Regions from separate parts of the Homo sapiens genome. Here region 2 is linked to region 1. Evidence: read pairs that join two places in POLR2A ChIA-PET (ENCODE). Cell type or tissue: A673. All regions are shown on one strand.

The links. Peaks named below come from ENCODE experiments on the same cell type or tissue, not always from the same donor. Only the 100,000 strongest peaks of a DNase experiment are listed, where the experiment ranks them.
Region 2: POLR2A ChIA-PET joins it to region 1 with 5 read pairs; 1 of 35 experiments calls an interaction of 5 or more read pairs at or near these places.

Annotation. Positions count from the first base shown.
Region 1 is chr6:15,413,799-15,421,798 of GRCh38, reverse strand. All of the region lies in intron 3 of JARID2 (jumonji and AT-rich interaction domain containing 2), which reads right to left. Among named protein-coding and RNA genes, the nearest start is that of DTNBP1-AS1, 130 kb to the left of the region's middle. In A673, no CTCF peak of the experiment used is centred here; a DNase peak (open chromatin) is centred at 3,768.
Region 2 is chr6:14,961,383-14,969,382 of GRCh38, reverse strand. All of the region lies in intron 2 of LOC105374945 (a long non-coding RNA gene), which reads left to right. Among named protein-coding and RNA genes, the nearest start is that of JARID2-DT, 280 kb to the left of the region's middle. In A673, no CTCF peak of the experiment used is centred here; no DNase peak of the experiment used is centred here; H3K27ac peaks cover 699 bases.

The DNA.
Region 1 (8,000 bases):
ACACCTGAAAATTCAGACCTACATTTGCTACAACTTATGGAAGGTGACATGGTACAGTGGCAAAGTCCAGGCATTATAGATGTGAAAGCTTAGATCCAAATCCTATTAACTCAGCTGCCAAGTGAGGGTGGTAAAACCTTAAAAACAGGTATTTCAAAAGAATTAAGGTAAAAATTTTTAGCACAATATTATCTAGGCTAAGGTCAGTTCTTCCTAACGGAAGAGACAGATTACATAGCTTCAAAGAAGGACTTCTAATAGTCACAGGCTTTATTATGGAATGGAGTTTACTATTTTTATTATAGGCCGAATGCTTATGTTTATTAATTTTGAATTTTTTTTCTTGGAGTCAGGGCTTACTTACGCTGTTCACCTTTTTTTTTTTTTAAAGACTAACAAAACTAAATGAAAAGCTATGACCGTGGCTAGTTCCATTTCCTGATGGTACGTGTCTCTCTCACACTCTCATTCAACATTCAAAGAACAGAAAGAACTTCCGCTTTTAGTGAAGCTAGACAGGATTTATACCTCTTGCCTGTCTGAAAGAACTAAAAATCCACACAAAACAACGGCCACCATATAGCAACATACTGTGATCCCTGACGGATGGAAAACAAATGATCCCTCCAGCTCACTGCCCTGAGAGAATGTCCAGGCTGCAGCAGTTACGGAAAGGGCAAGCAGAGCCGGGGTTGAGAAACACAAGGGGAGGCCAAGGTGATATAATGTGTAAGGCAGAGCACAGCAGAGGCCAGAGCCACACAGACAACAATGGAATCTGCCAAAGGCGCTCCTCATGTCTTCCGCTGAGTACTAACAAGCACATTTGTGTTAGGAAGCTACCCAAGAGAAAGTATTTCCAGAAAGGATTAGCAGGAACAGTATCCAAATTGTAAAAGCACCAGGAATAGTGCCCATTCTTACTAGCCTACATGGTAAACATAATCCATAGGACATCAAGTAAAATACTCGTAAGGGTTTTTGCCTGAGTAGCAGGGAAACAATGCCTCACAGTAAACACTGCTTTGGCCCTACCTAACCATGCTTGAAACCAAGATCCAAACAGATCAAACTGTTCCCTAATAATCAGATCTCAGAACAATGCTCAAGAATATGTAGAGAAATACGAACATTTCCCACAGCCAGAGAAAAATTTAGTGTCTGTCAAGTAATAAAAAGCTACCAGACATGCAAAGATGCAGGAAAATATGACTGATGAGGAGGAAGATTAATCAATCAAAACTGTTTTGTAAATAATGGAAGACAAAAATAGCACATATACTCAAATATCTCTTGTAACTGTACTCCACATGTTCAAGAAACACCAAAGAATAAGCATATTACTAGAGACACTGAAGATTATGGAAAGACCAAAATCTAACTTCTTTTTTTTTTTTTTATGGAGTCTTGCTCTGTCACCCAGGCTGTAGTGCAGTGGTGTGATCTTGGCTCACTGCAACCTCCGCCTCCTGGGTTCAAGCAATTCTCCTGCCTCAGCCTCCTGAGTAGCTGGGATTACAGATGCGCACCACCACGCCCAGCTAATTTTTGTATTTTTAGTAGAGACAGGGTTTCACCATGTTGGCCAGGAAGGTCTTGAACTCCTGACCTGGTGATCCACCCGCCTCGGCCTCCCGAAGTGCTAGGATTACAGGCGTGCCCAGCTGTAACTTCTAAAATATAATAACAATGTCTGAGATAAAAGATATATTCAATAGTCTTACCAGCAGATTTAGGGTATAAACTATCTAAAATGCAACATACAGATCAAAAAAGGAACAAAACACATGAGCTATGGGACAACTTCAGAGTAATATATATGAAAATTAGGTCCCCAAAGGGGAGACGAATGCACACGAAAATATTTGAAATAATAATGGCTCTAATTTTTCCATAGTAAATGAAATCTACAAACCTAATACACTCAATGAATCTCAAACTCTGGAAATAAAAACTGCCAAGGCACATCGTATCAAATTGCCTAAAACCAGTAAGGGATTCAAAAGAAAATTGTGGTAAATGATTGCTCCTACAAAGCTATGAAAATAACAACAGGATTCTCATCAGAAATGATGCACATCGGGACAGTGGGGCAGTGTCACTGAAGTACTGATGGTGAATGACTATTAACCTAAAATTTTATACCCAGCAAAAATATCTATAAGAAATGAAGGTGTATTTTGTATAACTGCATGTAATTCTACAATTATCATAAAAGTATTTTTTTAATGTGGGTGAAATGAGATCTTCCCAGACATACAAAAGCTGAATGATCAACAGCAGACCTAATGTTAGAAATGTTAAAATCCTTCAAGCAAAAGCAAATGCAAATGATACTAGAAACAAAAATGGCAACTACGTAGATAACTTGAAACAGAAGATAGGCGAGATTTACCCATATTTACTTTATATTTACTTCCACATCTTTTGTGTTCAAAACTGCCACATCATAATCTATTACTCAATTTTTCTTTACTTTCTGTAGTAGAGAGTACATTTCACCCATGATAACTCTAAAGTTGAAAATTAAACTAGTACTTCTCTTATTTATAAAATATATCTCCAGGTTGTAAGAACAAAATAAACTCCAAATAACCTGATCAGTGGAAGCTTCTAAATATAAATCAAGGGTTAAGAGAAATGTTAAGCCTTTTGCTGATTGTTTTGCTTTCACTTTTTTGCATTTAATAGTAAATTATACTACTAATTTATTTTTGATACAGGAATGAGTAAAAACTAGGCACTTATTTAATATAATTCCAATTATTAAGGATGCTCACTTTGAATAATCCCAATTCATGCATGCTATCAAGAAGATTCGTATACATTTGGGCTTATCTTCCTTTCAAACTCGAAGTAAATAAAAGTATTTTATACCATCAAAGTAACTCAGACCAAAAAGAATAAGGAACACAGTCGTGCAGACAATGTAGCTGTGAATATCATACCTGTTAAAAGCCTGAGAGAATTCTCACCACTTTCAACATGTCTTCATATCCAGAGGCATGTCATATCTCAGAGTACACTGAGTTATGAAATCCATACACTTCCAATGATTCTTTACATTCAAAATTCAATCTAATAGGACAAACAGTGTTTAAACTAAGTCCTATTGGATCGAAAGCCTAACTAAAATACAGCAGCTCCTTGTTTAACAAAAAAGTTACATCCCTTTAGAGACAGAGTCGGTACTTCTGTACTAGTTAAATAGAAACTCTTAAGAGTTTTTATTTTAAAGTCTGTTAGTACACAAAAAGCAATATACCCTTCTAAAGAATATAGTTGACCGGGCACAGTGGCTCATATGCCTGTAATCCCAGAACTCTGGGAGGACGAGGCGGGCGATCACGAGGTTAGGAGATAGAGACCATCCTGGCCAACATGGTGAAACCGTCTCTACTAAAAATACAAAAATTAGCCAAGTGTGGTGGCATGCACCTGTAGTCCCAGCTACTCAGGAGGCTGAGGCATGGAATGGCTTGAACTCGGGAGGGCGGAGGGTGCAGTGAGACGAGATCATGCCACTGCACTCCAGCCTGGCGACAGAGCAAGACTGTCTTACCAAAAAAAAAAAAAAAAAAAGAGGAATATAGTTAACAAGAGATCCCAACACTAAACATTAGGGTTCTGGGTCTCTCCCTAAGGTGAAGCAATGACTAATGCATGAGCAGCCACGATGGAATCTCCTCACCCCACCACTCTTGCCTGCTCCATTCAGGCAAATACTAGGTCGCACCAAGCTCGGCAGAGGAAATTTACAACATACACCACAGGGTCCTTCCCGTGACTCAATAACTTCAAAAGAGGGAGTACCCATACATTTCCATCTGCCTACAGATGGCTGTGGTAGGGCTGACAGAGAGGAAAGATATAAATCATTTGTGTAAATTAAAAACCCTCTGAAACAAGTCAGAGAAGTCTCGAAAGGATGTGCATACTCACATGTAGCAATTCATGTGTCACATATACTGACAATGGCTACTAACATCTAACATACAGAGTACCATTTATACATGAGAATTTTTTATTTATTTATTCGCTTATTTAGTTTTTTTTTGAGACAGAGTCTGGATCTGTCCCCCAGGATGGAGTGTGATGGCACGATCACAGCTAACTGCAACCTCCATCTCCCAGACTCAAACGATCCTCTCATCTCACCCTCCTGTAACTGGGACTACAGGCTCATGTCAACAGGCCCAGCTAATTTTTTTTGTATTTTTTGGTAGAAATGGAGTTTCGCCATATTGCCCACGCAGGTCTCTCCAACTCCTGGATTCAAGTGGCCGGCCGGCCTCAGCCTCCCAAAGTGCTGGGGTTATAGGTGTGAGCCATTGCACCCAACCAATACACCAAAATTCTCTTCAAGAATTAATTTATTCAGGTCACAAAACACCATCAGGCAGTTACTACTGTGATTCACATCTTTCAGATGAGAGAACTAAGGCCCAGACATATTATATAACCTGCCCAACAGGTATGATACAATACCTGTTGCATTATATAACACAACAAGTAAATGTTCAAGATATAATGAGAAGTCACACAGCCTGGCCCCAGTCTATACTCTTATGCTGCACCACAGTCTCCACAAAACCCGCTTAAGAACCACTGTTCTCGTGAAATTTTTCTACCCTCTTCCCCCTACTCACCCACAGATAAAAATAAACAGTTAATCTTGCTCTCTATTTTAGTCGCCAACTCAGATGACCTCTTTTGAATCGTACACTTCAGATCTCGTATTTACTTGCATCTAAAAATATACCATCACCAAATTAACTGTACATTATCGTTTCATTCCTCAAACAAATAATCCTCACCTCCATAACCATCCTTCCAAAGAGTTTCTGACCACAAGTCCACACCCAAATGACCAAAATCCATCCATTCTGGTTTCTACACATACTGAGAGACTGATGGGGCAAATACACACTTTACAAGAAGAACTGAGTGGAATAAAAGGGCAAAATGAGAAAGGAGATAGGCAGGGCCACCTTCACATTCAGAACAGGATGAAAGTCTCTGTAATGGTTCCATTCTAAACAATATAAGTTAGCCCCTCTCCCTCTCCCTCTCCCCCCTCTCCCTCTCCCTCTCCCCACGGTCTCCCTCTCCCTCTCTTTCCACGGTCTCCCACTGATGCCAAGCCGAAGCTGGACTGTACTGCTGCCATCTCGGCTCACTGCAGCCTCCCTGCCTGATTCTCCTGCCTCAGCCTGCCGAGTGCCTGCCATTGCAGGCGCGCGCCACCACGCCTGACTGGTTTTCGTATTTTTTTGGTGGAGACGGGGTTTCGCTGTGTTGGCCGGGCTGGTCTCCAGCTCCTAACCGCGAGTGATCCGCCAGCCTCGGCCTCCCGAGGTGCCGGGATTGCAGACGGAGTCTGGTTCACTCAGTGCTCAATGGTGCCCAGGCTGGAGTGCAGTGGCGTGATCTCGGCTCGCTACAAACTCCACCTCCCAGCCGCCTGCCTTGGCCTCCCAAAGTGCCGAGATTGCAGCCTCTGCCCGGCCGCCACCCCGTCTGGGAAGTGAGAAGCGTCTCTGCCTGGCCGCCCATCGTCTGGGACATGAGGAGCCCCTCGGCCTGGCTACCCAGTCTGGAAAGTGAGGAGCGTCTCTGCCCGGCCGCCATCCCATCTAGGAAGTGAGGAGCGCCTCTTCCCGGCCGCCATCCCATCTAGGAAGTGAGGAGAGTCTCTGCCCAGCCGCCCATCGTCTGAGATGTGGGGAGCGCCTCTGCCCCGCCGCCCCGTCTGGGATGTGAGGAGCGCCTCTACCGGGCCATGACCCCGTCTGGGAGGTGAGGAGCGTCTCTGCCCAGCCGCCCTGTCTGAGAAGTGAGGAGACCCTCCGCCCGGCAGCCACCCCGTCTGGGAAGTGAGGAGCGTCTCTGCCTGGCACCACCCCATCCGGGAGGGAGGTGGGGGTCAGCCCCCGCCCAGCCAGCCGCCCCGTCCGGGAGGGAGGTGGGGGGGTCAGCCCCCCGCCCGGCCAGCCGCCCCGTCTGGGAGGTGAGGGGCGCCTCTGCCAGGCCGCCCCTACTGGGAAGCGAGGAGCCCCTCCGCCTGGCCAGCCGCCCCGTCCGGGAAGGAGGTGGGGGGGTCAGCCCCCCGCCCGGCCAGCCACCCCGTCCGGGAGGGAGGTGGGGGGGGTCAGCCCCCCGCCCGGCCAGCCGCCCCGACCGGGAGGGAGGTGGAGGGGTCAGCCCCCCGCCCGGCCAGCAGCCCCGTCCGGGAGGTGAGGGGCGCCTCTGCCCGGGAGGTGAGGGGCGCCTCTGCCCGGCAGCCCCTACTGGGAAGTGAGGAGCCCCTCTGCCCGGCCAGCCGCCCCGTGCGGGAGGGAGGTGGGGGTGTCAGCCCCCCGCCCGGCCAGCCGCCCCGTCTGGGAGGTGAGGGGCGCCTCTGCCCGGCCGCCCCTACAGGGAAGTGAGGAGCCCCTCTGCCCGGCCACCGCCCCGTCTGGGAGGTGTAGCCGGCAGCTCATTGGGAACGGGCCATGATGACAATGGCGGTTTTGTGGAATAGAAAGGGGGGAAAGGTGGGGAAGGGATTGAGAGATCGGATGGTTGCCATGTCTGTGTAGAGGGAGGTAGACACGGGAGACTTTTCATTTTGTTCCGTACTGGGAAAAATTCTTCTGCCTCGTGATCCTGTTGATCGGTGACCTTACCCCCAACCCTGTGCTCTCTGAAACATGTGCTGTGTCCACTCAGGGTTAAATGGATTAAGGGTGGTGCAAGATGTGCTTTGTTAAACAGATGCTTGAAGGCAGCATGCTCGTTAAGAGTCATCACCACTCCCTAATCTCAAGTACCCAGGGACACAAACACTGCGGAAAGCCGCAGGGTCCTCTGCATAGGAAAACCAGAGACCTTTGTTCACTTGTTTATCTGCTGACCCTCCCTCCACTATTGTCCTATGACCCTGCCAAATCCCCCTCTGTGAGAAACACCCAAGAATGATCAATAAAAATAAATAAAAACAAACAAAAAAATATATGTTATAAACTATGTAAATATATCATTTAAAAAAAAAACAATCTCACCCACCACAATGATCAAAAGAAAAAGAAAAACAACATCTAGAACTAAAAACAAGACTCAGCCTTCAGGGTCCCACCAGCACAGAATCTCCACTCATCTTTTCTTGGGCTGCCCTTTCCGTGAACACAGCAGACAGATTCTGAAGGGGGACTGGCTTTCCTTTTGTAAAGAGGCATCTCAGATGACCTTTCAATGGCTAGGTAAAAATATACCGGTTTTGAGTTTTGTTGTTGTTGTAGTTGCCTCCATAAAGAAAAACTCTGAGGAAGAGAATTAGAAATTTGAGGAAACTCCAAAACCCTCAAGAACTCTGGACTCCACTGGTTTCTATAGCTAAAAAGATCCCTAGTGTCAAGTAAAGGCACTGGCAGTAAATACACACAGCAAAATCTGACTCAGGGGGTTTTCTGCAGAAAAACAACACTTAAGTAAACACATGGATGTTTTAACTGAAGAATTAAAACATGTTATTAGCATCATCAGAAAAATGTAATTGCTTCAACGTGCAGGTTGGAAAAGCAGACTAGATAAAGTTGGAACTGAGGCTGGCATCAGTCTCCACCATAGATTTTTATTTTCCATAAGAAGGAAGTCAAGCACATACAATCCCTCTCAGTCTTCCCCTTTCCCCATCACCCTACTGTAGACAAAAGGCATATTTTTTTGCTGATGATTCTAAAATCATGCACATAAAAGGATGTGTAGAGTAGGAGTAATTAAATCTACAAGTATAGCTAACTAGCAATTCGTATCATTCTAAAAAATAAAGTGAAAATGCTCTTTCCAAAGCACATACATAAATTATGACCCTGCAGTATGATCTGAATGTGGCCCCCAAAGTTCATGTGTTGGAAACCTAATCCCTAATCCAACAGTGCTGAGAGGGTGAGATCTTAAGAAGTGATTACATCATGAGGGATCTGCCCTCGTGAACGGAATAATGTCACTATCTAGGGAGT
Region 2 (8,000 bases), 450 kb after region 1:
TATCATCCCCAGTAGCCCAAACCCCTTTTCCTTTGTCTAGTCACTTCTCCACAATTTATCACCCTTTGCTAGAATGGTATATATGACCCTGTGTGTAAATGCTTCTTTGGATTTCTACTTTTCTGTGAAACCCCTGTGCATGTAACCATAACATCAGTAAAAATTGTGTCTTTTCTTCTGTTAACCTGTCTTTTGTCAATTTAACTCATAGGCCCCAGTCACTGAACCAAAGATGATAGAGGGAAAAATTTTTTCTCCTACATGACTTTTTCTTAATTAAAAATTTTAATTTTAATGGCCCAAATAAATTGTTTTAAACTTATAGTCATCATTCTTTTTTTTTCTTTTTTTTTTTTTTTGAGACGGAGTTTCACTTTTGTTGTCCAGGCTGGAGTGCAATGGCGCGATCTTGGCTCACCGCAACCTCTGCCTCCCAGGTTCAAGCGATTCTCCTGCCTCAGCCTCCTGAGTAGCTGGGATTGCAGGCATGCGCCACCACGCCCGGCTAATTTTTGTATTATTAGTAGAGATGGGGTTTCACTGTGTTGGCCAGGCTGGTCTCAATCTCCTGACCTCGTGATCCACCCACCTCAGCCTCCCAAAGTGCTGGGATTACAGGCATGAGCCACCACGCCCTGCCACTTATAGTCATTATTCTATGGAGAATTCCATGTGTAAAATTTTATAAAGATGGATTAGACATGTGATGACCTCCAGTGACTAACAGGGAGTCTGCGGAACCCACAGCATTAGCTAGCAGGCAGTGATTGAAATTTTCAAAGGCTTTGGCAATGAGAGTCAAGTGGACAGTAATCCATGGCTGTTGTGCATTTTAGTGTATCTGGAGCTTGATATCCTGCACTGTTTTTAAGCATTCCAGTATTGACGAAGATTCTACTTTACCATGGCCTAGGCAACCAATGGCACTGACAATTGATGGCACTGTGCCAAAAGCTTGCAATGCTGCCTGGGGGTAATTTTCACTCCCAGTGCTGTAGGCTCACTTGCTGGGCCTCCAGCTCCTGCAGCAATGGGACTGTTCATAAGTCTTGTTCATGTGAGCATCCCTAAGCCCTAGCCCAGTGCTTGGCACACAACAGGCACCCAGTTAGGATTTTTAATGTTGCAATTCAGCAAATTGGACTTTTACTCCCTTCCACCAAGCAGCTCTCTCACACCTGCCTGCTTTTCTCTTAAGGGAGCAAACTCCACCCTGCCTCCCTCACTCCCACTCCCACTGCCGCCCCATTGCCCTAGTTCTCTCCAAGACCCTTGGGACAGATCCCATTCAAACTACTTACTTTTATCTACTCCCCAATAGTTAAAACTTCCACCTTCTGGGTGGAGCTGAATTTAGCTAGGAAGATAGCAACCTGATAAAAAATAAGTCACTCTAAAGCTTTACCCTTCTGTGGAAGTCTTTGCATTTTAAAAGGTAAGAGGGATTTTGAGCCTGAGGGACTTCCTCCTGCACTCTGTTTACCCCAGGCTGTTGGGATTGTAAATGAATCCACCCAAATCTCCAGCTATACTCAAGGCATGGTACAGCATGGACAGCACCTGGGAGCTTGTTAGAAGTGCAGGGTCCACCTCAGGCTACTGGAGCCCACATTACTGGTTGAGAACCTCTATTTACCTTCAAGTTTGAGACCACTGAGTCTCCATCCTGTCTTCCCAGGGACGTATAAGGATGCACTCCTACAGATGAAAACAGTGGGTGTCTTGGTTCCTCATTTGGGAGAACTTTAGGATCCTTGCTTGCCCTAGGGTTATATACTTTATCAGTAGTTTTCAATTTTTTTTTTTTCTTTAGACAGTGTCTTGCTCTGTCATTCAGGCTGGAGTGCACTTGTGTGCATATAGCTTGCTGTAACCTGGAACTCCTAGGCTCAAGCCATCCTCCCACGTGAGCCTCTGGGGTAGCTGGGACTACATGTGTGCCACCACCTTGCTAGTTTTAATTTTTTTTTGTAGAGGTGGAGCCTTGCTATTGTTACCAGAAAGGCGTCCAGATCCAGACTGCAACAGAGGGTTTATGGATCTTGTGCAAGAAAGAATTTGGGGCGAGCCCATGCAGTAAAGTGAAAGCAAGTTTATTAGAGAAGTAGAGAAACAAAAGAATGGCTACTCCACAGACAGAGCAGTGGTATGGGTTGCTCAACTGAGTATAGTTATGGTTATTTCTTGATTATATGCTAAACAATAGGTGGATTAATAATGAGATTTCTGGGAAAGGGGTGGGCAAGTCCTGGAACTAAGGGTTCCTCCCTCTTTTAAACCATATAGGGTAATTTCCAGACATTGCCATGGCATTTGTAAACTGTCTTGGTGTTGGTGGGAGTGTCTTTTAGCATGCTAATGCATTATAGTTAGCACATAATGAGCAGTGAGGACAACCAGAGATCACTTTTGTTGCCATTTTTGTTTTGGTGGGGTTGGCGATTTTCTTTACTGCACCTTTTTTTTATCATCAGGATCTTAACAAAATTTAGATTTTTAAAATTAAAAAAAAAAATTTAAAACGAGCTGAGTGTTTTGAAATTTTTTTTAAATTAAAAAAAGATGTAAACTCCTGGGCTCAAGTCTGAGCAACAGAGCAAGACCCTCTAATAAACTCGGTATCCTGTGATACCAGTCCTGATGACCTCCTATCTCATCCTGTGACTAAGAATGCCTACCCTCCTGTAAATGCAGCCCACTAGGTCTCAGCCTTATTTTACGCAGTCCCATTCGACATAGGGTCACTGAATGGCTCTGACGCTATATTTCCTAGGCTGGTCTTGAACTCCTGGCCTAAAGTGAGCCTCCCACCTTGGCCTCCCAAAGTGCTGGGATTACAGGCGTGAACCACTGCACCTGGCCTCGAAATTTCAAATTTTTACTGTGCACTAGCCTCATTAGAGGGCACTAGTTAAAAATGTAGATTCCTCTGAGAGTCTGACTCACTAGGTCTGGGATAAGGCCCAGGAATTTGCATTTGTAACAGGGGACTTAGGTGACTTCCTAGGAAGGTGGTACTAGTTTCACACTCTGAGGAATCTAGTCCTTCATCTGGTCCAGCCAGGCAGAGTGATTCACGAGGACTGCAGAGTATGCCACACTGAAGCCTGCCTGAGGAAATGCTGGGACTAGCCTGGAGCTTCCCTTGAAAGCCCTAAATTTATAGTCTAAAGTCCTTGTTATTTACAGACTGGATCTTCTGCCTGTTGTCAGCTAAGGAAATATGAGAACTTCACATTTCAGGGTTGGTTTAAGGCAAGTAATTGGAAGTTATGTTTACCACCTGGGTATCTGTTTTACTCTCTGCAAAAGAAATGCGATTTTTCCCCTACCGCCTGGCCTCTGTTTCTCCGTGGCTTTCCCTCCTGCCCCTGGGACCCACCCTTGGGCTGTTCACACTTTTGGGAGCCTGGGGAATGGCTTCTGACTACAGCAGGTGAAAGCTTTGCAGGTGGTTGATAGGGAAGGAGATGGAATTGCATCACTTTCTTGGTCTCTTCTGAGTTATTACGGAAAATGAAATCGTTGGCTGTGGGGAATTAATTGAATATGATGAGCCCAGAACTGCTAAGAAAATACCTGTCCTGAGATTTTCTGGAAAGGAATGCTGTAGATTGCATTTCCAATTTGCCATTCTTTCCCTAGGGTTTTGGCCGGTAGGACTGCTGAGACAAAGGGTAAATGTGGTGACACATTAGATGACGCTAGCATACATATATTTGCAGAGAGCACAGATAGACAACACGTGCCATTTGTTGGCTGTTCCTGAGTGTGTTTAAATGAAGAATCAACGTGTCAGGATTGTTCACGCTGCAATTCTGAAGACTGTGATTGTTTCTTAGGCTTTGGGTGTCTTTCATAAAAAGACTGTTGAATATTCCAGAATGTGTGTTCTATTAGGAATGTGATAATTGCAACCATGTGTGATGTGGCAGTTCTATCACCTGATGAGAGGACCTGGGAGAACAAAGACAGCTAGGAAGTTCATGTGTATTTGTTGTACAAATTAATACAAACTAATTGTATTAATTGTTGCTTACTAATTAAGCAAATTCCTAACATTCTGTCTCACCCAACACTGGGCTGAGATGTAGTCATCTGTGCCTCTTGATGTTTGTCCTGTGTGTCTTTTTCTCAGCGAGAAAGGCAGTTAACTGTTTTATGAAAATGCCTAAAATGGTCACATTTTAGATGTCCTCATACAGCAGGGGAAATCTCATTTGTTTGAACACCTCTGGCCAGTCCTTCCTTGTAAGCCCCAAATGGTGCCTTGGCCTTCCCCTTGATGGATTCATTGTGTTGATTTAAGCCAATGTGGCAGAAAATCTGATGTCATCTGCAGCTGCTACACTGAGATTCAAAGAAGCAGCCATTAACCCTTACAAAGATCCACATGACGGCACTATGGCCTTTCCAATATTCTGTCTGTCAATAACCATCGTGTGAGTCAGATTTCTGTATTGTCTTTAAAATTTATTGGGCATTGGCAAAGGAGCTTTTAGCTCTTGCATACGTTTAATAAATACACATTTACTGAAGCCCTGCAATGTGCCAGGCAAGTATGTAAACTCAGCTATGTCTGTAGTCTCCCTCAGCTCTAGGTGCCTTAGGAATCCCCCAGGCTTTAGGAAACCTTGGTCCATGAGCGCGGGGGAAGGAATTTCACTTCTAGGAAAGGCATTGGGAACCCTTGATGTTGCCCCTGCCGCGAAGCTCTCTTTCACACTCCCGGCCGAAAGCCCTCAGAAGATGCGAGGAGGAGGATTTTGGCATGGACAGTGATGCCATAGGGCAGTTGCTGTGGTAACAGGAGTCTCTCATGCTGTTGGAGTAGTGTCTGGGAGTCCTTAGGACTATTTTTTTTTTTTTTTTGAGACGGAGTCTCCTGTAGCCTAGGCTGGAGTGTAGTGGCGCGATCTCAGTTCACTGCAAACTCTGCCTCCTGGGTTCACACCATTCTCCTGCCTCAGCCTCCCGAGTAGCTGGGACTACAGGTGCCCGCCACCATGCCCAGCTAATTTTTTGTATTTTTTAGTAGAGACGGGGTTTCACCATGTTAGCCAGGATGGTCTCGATCTCCTGACCTTGTGATCCACCTGCCTCGGCCTCCCAAATTTTTTTTTTTTTTTTTTTTTTTTGAGATGAAGTCTCGTTCTGTCGCCCAGGCTGGAGTGCAGTGGCACGATCTCGGCTCACTGCAAGCTCCACCTCCCGGGTTCACGCCATTCTCCTGCCTCAGCCTCCCGAGTAGCTGGGACTACAGGTGCCCGCCACCACGCCTGGCTAATTTTTTGTATTACTAGTAGAGACGGGGTTTCACCGTGTTAGCCAGGATGGTCTCGATCTCCTGACCTTGTGATCTGCCCGCCTTGGCCTCTCAAAGTGCTGGGATTACAGGTGTGAGCCACCACGCCCGGCCAGGACTCATTTTTAGAGGTCAGGAGGAGGCCCCCAAGCCTGATCTCTTATACTGAAGTTTTTGGATACCCTCAATGGCTACTTTTTTTTTTTTTTCATACGAAAGACAATTCTGAAATTTATTTCTATTTTAGGAATTAACATTTTATTGGATGGGTGTGGTGGCTCTTGCCTGTAATCCCAGCACTTTGGGAGGCCAAGGTGGGAAGATCACTTGAGCCCAGGAGTTTGAGACCAACCTGGGCGACACAGAAGACCTTGTCTCTAAAAAAAAAAAAATTAAATTAAAAAAAAAATTAGGTGGAGTATTTCAGTTTTTTTTTTTTTTTTTTTTTTTGAGACGGAGTCTTGCTCTGTGATATAAGTTTTAATTTTAATTTTAATTTTAATTTTCTCTGGATAATGAAATTTCAGGGAAGGGGTTGAAGGCAATTGTGTTTCTCTTTGGGGGTCTAGTTTCTAGGTAGATAAGGGAACTTCAGAGAAAAGCTTCCTTCTGTGTTTTGAGAGAGGCAGAGTATTGAGGAACAGGGCTGAGGGAGGTCAGAGAGACCTTGAGGCTGTTTGTTTAGTTCTCCAGGTCAAAGCACCCTATTTTGGGGTACTGTTTCCTGAGCCCCAACATATTTGACTGATAACTGATGATTTGGACACAACTTTTCATGTACAAATACATCTCGATTACAAATGGAATAATATCAAGCATATAAATGCACATTTTTAACCTACTGCCTGGCGCCCAGGATGTCCAGCCAATGGTGCTTATTATTATTGGAGATTTTTGAAGGGATCCTCAAACCATTAAGAAGATAGGACCCCATCCGGTGGTTGGCCAGGTGCGGTGGCTCATGCCTGTAATCCCAGCACTTTGGGAGGCCGAGGCGGGCAGATCACGAGGTCAGGAGATCGAGAGCATCCTGGCTAACACGGTGAAACCCCATCTCTACTAAAAATACAAAAAAATTAGTTGGACATGGTGGCAGGCAAATGTATTCCCAGCTACTTGGGAGGCTGAGGCAGGAGAATGGTGTGAACCTGGAGGCGGAGCTTGCAATGAGCCGAGATCGTGCCACTGCACTCCAGCCTGGGCTACAGAGTGAGACACCATCTCACATACACAAAAAAAGAAGATCCAGTGGTGGGAAGCTGAATTCGGCAGATCACTTGAGGTCAGGAGTTCAAGACCAGCCTGGCCAACATGGCAAAACCCCGTATCTACTAAAAATACAAAAAGATTAGCTGGGCGGTACCTGTAGTCCCAGCTACTCAGGAGGCTGAGGCAGGTGAACTGCTTGAACCCAGGAGGCGGAGGTTGCAGTGAGCCAAGATAGCGCTGCTGCATTCCAGCCTGGGCGACAGAGCGAGACTCTGTCTCAAAGAAAAAACAAAACAAAACAAAAACAAAAGGTCCAGCGGTTACACTAGGTCTTTGACAAATACTGAAAACTAGACAAGCTATAAAAAAAGAAAAGATATCCCCTGAATGGTAGGTGTGAGAACTCGACAAGAAAGAGGGAATGGATAAAAGGGAGAAAATAGGCAGAAAATCACCTATAACTATATAGAGATATTTATATTTAGTAAAATATTTTCAGCTTCAGCTTACACACACAAAAAACCAGTGAAGCATCCGGTTGAATACAAGAATATGTCACTGCAGGGAGACGGTGCTTCACAGAGAGATTTTCTTCATAAAGAAATAGAGCCTCACCTATTCAAAAGCCGTTCCATTTAATGCAACACTGCATTGAACAGGGTTCCTTTTCAAGGGGTTCCTATTAGAAGCAAGATTATTATCTTCAGCATTTAGATGGCGTGCTGACTGGGGCCATAACACCAGGGCACTTAGGCGCTCCCATTATCAATGGACAGTATAATCTTTGGAAGTTTAAAATAGCTTTCATGGCCGGGAGCGGTGGCTCACGCGTGTAATCCCAGCACTTTGGGAGGCCGAGGTGGGCGGATCACCTGAGGTCAGGAGTAACCTCACCTCTAGGTGCAGAGAAGGACAGAAGAATGGAACACTTTGCTTCAGTTTTTTGTTGTTGTTGTTATTAGGCATTTATCCAAGAGCTCCCTTTTCGAAAGGTTTGAGTCACTCATTAGAAAAAACTTTCTAATAGAACAGTCCAAAGACATAAACAGGCCAGGCACGGTAGCTCACACTTGTAATCCCAGCACTTTGGGAGGCCGAGGTGGGTGGATCACTTGGGGTCAGAGTTTGAGACCAGCCTGGCCAACATGGTGAAACTCTGTCTCTCCTAAAAATACAAAAATTAGCTGGGTGTGGTGTCACGCACCTGTAATCCCAGCTACTCAGGAGGCTGAGGCGGGAGAATCGCTTGAACACAGGAGGCGGAGGTTCCAGTGAGCTGAGATCGTGCCACTGCACTCCAGCCTCGGCAACAGGGTGAGACTCTTGTCTCAAAAAAAGGTAGTCTAGAGTAGTCCCAGCTACTCTAGAGATTGAGGTAGGGGGATCACTGTAGAGACTGAGGATGCTTTATGAGGTGCTGAGTTTCTAAGTGCTTCGACATATTTGAATAGATTCTGGGGGACACTGGCTGGGCCGGCTATAGATG